2 separate regions of the Mus musculus genome follow, and region 1 is linked to region 2. A link is a loop called in an ENCODE intact Hi-C map of the cell type or tissue named here. Cell type or tissue: left cerebral cortex. All regions are shown on one strand.

Evidence for each region. Peaks named below come from ENCODE experiments on the same cell type or tissue, not always from the same donor. Only the 100,000 strongest peaks of a DNase experiment are listed, where the experiment ranks them.
Region 1: a loop joins it to region 2, with 2.3 times the contacts of the local background. A loop is called at or near these places in 2 of 42 quality-filtered maps.

Annotation. Positions count from the first base shown.
Region 1 is chr11:108,888,170-108,890,669 of GRCm38, reverse strand. All of the region lies in intron 2 of Gm46298 (a long non-coding RNA gene), which reads left to right. Among named protein-coding and RNA genes, the nearest start is that of Gm46298, 22 kb to the left of the region's middle. In left cerebral cortex, a CTCF peak has its summit at 1,332 (motif pointing left); a DNase peak (open chromatin) is centred at 1,314.
Region 2 is chr11:108,753,312-108,755,811 of GRCm38, reverse strand. All of the region lies in intron 22 of Cep112 (centrosomal protein 112), which reads right to left. Among named protein-coding and RNA genes, the nearest start is that of Cep112it, 63 kb to the left of the region's middle. In left cerebral cortex, no CTCF peak of the experiment used is centred here; a DNase peak (open chromatin) is centred at 954.

The sequences.
Region 1 (2,500 bases), 130 kb before region 2:
AATCTTCGCACACCGCCAAGGAAGAGGCTTGCGGGTGTTTCCAGTAGAAGGGGGGGGGGGGAACCATTATGGAGGGGCTGTTTTTTTTAAAGAGTCTGCAAATGCCCTGGGTTATTCTAAAACGCTTCTAAGAATGCGCTGCTGGTTTTTCCTCTCCACAGGAAGATAGGACACACAAAATATTTTTAATTATCGGTTCAGGAAGAGCTAACCCTGTCTTCTGGTGTGCAATTTATGCTGGACCTGGCTGGGTGGCAAGCTGTCTGGATGACCATGCAGTGGGCAAGCAGAGGCTGGGGACTCAGGGGTAGGGTGGGGCTTGACCCCTTTAGGGGTTGCGGACTTGGTGGGTTGAATGTCACTGACCATATTTTTTGGGGGGAATGCCTCCTTTACATCTCGGAGGGCTTGGTTTGTTTCTAGGATATATTTCTGCAGTTGGGAAAAGGGGATTTTAATCACTAGTTGGAGTTACACCTGAATTTACCAAGAGATTTTTTTTTCCCAGAAAGAGCTGCAGGCCAAAACCGAAATCTTACCTTAGAAACCAAGAAAAGGGCTTATCTTTCATGTTGCTTTCAGAGGCAAGCTTTGTGTGAGATGAGAGGAGTCGTCAGGGACAGGCTTCTACTCCGGGTGGCTTTGCTGCCGGGCTGTAACAGCCCAAGGCCAGGGACATTTTCTTAATAAGTTTTCACCAGTGCTTGGCCTCAAGCAGGAGTGGATGGACCCTGGATGGCACTCACAGGAAGCACTCACAGGATAGCTGTCTTGCCTGGCTGGGGCTGGCAGTTTTATCTATCAAGTGTAATCTGAGCCTACGCTCCACTCTGCCCCATACTGTCTGAAGGTAACTTTGCTTAGACAAGTCAGGTTCACCATGCCTAGATCTAATGGGCTGTAAGGGGAGAGAGATGACTCATGTCTTAGAGACACTGTGGATGTTGGGGGTGGGTGTTGGGGACATCTCTGGCCCACTGTGGCAAGCAGAGAATAGTTATTATTCTCCTGCTATTTCCCCTCTGAGAACTGAACGGGTCAGAATGGATTTCTGGAGCCTGTGACCTCCCTGAGAACAGCAACGGCTCACTTGGCTGCCTCAGTTCAAGCATGGCGTGAGGAAGACTAGGCACGAATGCATCCTTGTGATTATGGGCCATTAAAGAATTGCTGTTGGCCACAGAAAGTAGAGGAGACAGAATTACACTGTCCTTTGCTTTATAAAGCATGGGATTGTTAAAAAGAGGACTGTTAAATGGAATAATGAGTTTTATTGAACACAAGTACCAAGCGTAAGGGGACTGAATTGCATAGCGACACCTCCTGGTTGAGCACAGAAATGCAGCCCAATTCCATTACGCACCGCAGACAGCCCGAAGTGGGAAAACCAGTTGCGGATGGGTGGGTCCCTGACCCCACAATCAACAGAGCAGGAAATGAAAGCGAACGAGACATTTTTAACTTGGGAGGAGTCCAACGCTAGCAGGCTGTCAACTTCTGACAGAACACGCCACGGACTACCTGCCTGAGGGGGATCTGATAGACCAGGCAGTTCTGCTATCTGTCCTCCTAGCTGTTCTGAACTCTGTGATTTGAATGCATGAAAGGACGGGTGGGACTTACTATCTCATGTAGGATACGGGAGGTAGGACAGGTCAAAAAGTGGTTTGGCTGCATCAAAGCTGGCCAGAAGGAGATGTACTGTGTAGAGTGTGCTAGTCAGAGAGGTTCAGTCCAGCAGACAGTGGCTCTGGCCTTGCAATTTAAATTGCCCAAAAGACAGGATTCACTTTTTATTGTTTCAGCTGGATCCTGAACATGGCATGCTCCTGTCTTAGCAGGCATGATGTCTGGAGGAGAGTCATAAAGATAGCTTTCTGTCTGTCCGCTTGCTTCTGCTATCAGTCCTGGAACACCTCTCTCTCTCTCTCTTTTTTAAAAGATTTAATTATTTCATGTATGTGAGTACATCGTTGCTGTCTTCAGACACACTAGAGGAGGGCATCGGATCCCATTACAGATGGTTGTGAGCCACCATGTGGTTGGTGGGAATTGAACTCAGGACCTCTGGAAGAGCAGTCAGCGCTCTTAACCACTGAGCCATCTCTCCAGCCCCCTGGAACACCTCCTGTGTGAGAAGTGTACAATTGAGTCAGAGCCACCTGAGCACTTCAGTAATACACTTCATCACTGTTAGCGGTCGGATCTTGGCCAGGCCTCTGAAATTCTTCTGTTGTTGTTTGTTTTTGAGTTTCTCTGTGGAGTCCTGGATATCCTGGAACTCACTCTGTAGACCAGGCTGGCCTTGAACTCAGAAATCTGCCTGCCTCTGCCTCCACAGTGCTGGGATCAAAGGTGTGCGCCACCACCACCAATGATATTTAAATTCTTTGTCAACTAGGTTTTTGCATAACCTGAGGGAGGTGGACTGGATCATTTGCAAAGCCCCTTGCCGTAGAATATCTTCTGGGCGTCCTGATCCATGGGAAGGAAGAGGCAG
Region 2 (2,500 bases):
GCAATAATAGCTGCTAATAATTGTTAAGCAATGAAACTTTACATAGATATTAGGATCGTATTTAACGTCTTTACAGAATGTAAAATAGAGGTTAAATTTCGATTTTTAAATCATTCTACGTTTTTTTCTAGATTTTGGTACACTTTGAAACTCTTCCTCTAAGTTCAATAGCCAACATAAACCACACCTAAAAAAGACAGGAGGGTATTGGGGCTCCTAACAAAATACAGGAAGACAGAGACCCCTGCTACCCTCTACTTCTTGGCATGGCCCCTGGACACAGTTGGGGCATTAATCTGCACCATGAAGGGGAAGCAAGCCAGGGTAGTGATGAGGGATGATTGGCAGGGGGGTGGGGGTGGGGTTCATGTGGCAGTTGGTCCTCTTCAGCTACGAATACTTTTGTAGAACTGTAATACCTTGTTTTGGGATCTGAACTGTGAAGACTCAGAAGGCAAGGTAACTGTCTAATCTTCAGACAAAAAGAACAAATCTGTGACTGGGAGAAGTCCCATGGCCAGAGATGATGCCACCCTTGTGCTATGATGAACGCTGTGTGGTTCACAAGGGGCACAGGCTCTGAGTGTGCTGAGGTGAAGTGCACATGTGCTACTAGGACCAAAGCTTTTGATAAAATCTCAAAGATCAAATAACTTCCTTTACAGGAGGAAAAGATTTCAAATATTTTCTAAATTTAAACGGCTGTTCTCTTGAGCACCCATGGACCCATTTCTACTATATTCACATTTGCACTGCTCTTAAGAGGGAGATTTTAAAATTCCAATAAACACACTGAAGCAACATTGCTTCTGGCGCTCTCATGAGCTCAATGAGATATGCATTAGAGATTTCTACAAACTAGCATCTGAAAGCACAAACAGTCCATGGTTCTGAGTTTTTGAAAATGTTTATTTAAAAATAATCTGTTTCTCAGTAGTGCCTGGCACTGTAGGCGAATGCTTTCAAATGCCAGTTCATGGCTATAAATACTCACTGTCTCAGAGATGGGTACAGACGAGTGCTGTTATCAGAGTAAGGCTATCTTCCATTTGACATTCCTTTAGTATGTGTGTTTCTGGCATCAATTGATCTTTAGTTTATGAAATGATTACCGTGCCTGATAGTTACTGGTTTTTTTCCCACGGCCTTTCCCTTAATGTCTTGAAGAAAAATAGCATGCTTGCACATTTCCAAATTTTGTAGAGAAATTTCATCAGTCTTTAAGCACCTCAAAGCATGGTGTCTGATGAAAAAATTCCAACTTTCCTCTAGATCTCTTCCTTGGTTTTCTTCTTCCTTTTCCTACTGAAATATTCACACACCTAAGGTTGCTAACAGTTATTAAATGTTTTAGTACATACAAGGCACTATGTGCTTTGGCTATTAATTTTACTTACTAGTTAACAGTGTCTTAAGAAGTAGGTAATAATCTTTCCTTGACTAATGAGGAAACTAGATTCCAGTGGTGGCAGGTAAACTCCCTGAAGGACACACAGGTGGCACCACTGTCTGGTATGCCAACCCAGCCTGTGGACTCCTGGGCTTTTCTACACGCTAGCATTTAATTTGCTCTAATGTCACCTGACCAGTCTTCTGCACACACTCTGTAGCTCAGCCTAAGTTTACACTCTGTTCACACTCTTGTGAGTTAAGCACTTGTATTAGCCAGCTTCCATCTTACTGTCTCTATCTTCCATTTCAAATAAAGCAAAAGAAGCACGATGCCAAATTGCAATTTTTCATGTTTCTGTTTCAACGTTAACTTGGGAGTGCTCAGATCTCTTTCAGCTGGTTATAAGCATCATCTTGGCAGACTGACAAGGGCATTTCTTCCTAAGGGCTGGAATAATGGCAACCATGCCATAATCATCTTTCACATGAACACATATGACTATTCAATTAGAGACTTCTGGGTTTCTTAATGGTTTGTGAATTATATAACACGCTCATTTTAGAAACAATTACAGAATTAACATTTCCTGATAACCATATTCAAAGTTTTGCTGTATTGGGAAGGTGAAGCACTGGGGCAGGCTGGTATGTCAAAGGTCAAGCTTGCCACTTTGAAGTCAGATCCAGGCTGAGTCCTGGCTTAGTCACTTGCTAACTCCTATGAGCTCATCTCTCTGATCTCTGTTTTCTACCCTCTACTGCTGAGCTACATCCTTAGCCAGCTCTTAACTCTCCGTTTTCTCAACTGGAAAACGGAGCCAATACGGAAGACTGAATAAAGTCACTAGGTTTTTGCCCAGGAATGTTGGGTATTGCCATCTGTTCTGTTGCTCCTTTTATGAGGCATTCATAAAATGTTACATGAATTTCACTTTATACACCATTGTACACAGGCAACGACACTAAAGCCAAACTTAAAATCACTAGACAGGAAAACTGTAAAACTAAATGGTTTAGTTATTCATTTACCAAATGAAGGTAACCACTGGTTACATCTAGGAGAACTCACGGTACTCCAGAGGTTTGATGCTCCCTAACTGAAGCTATT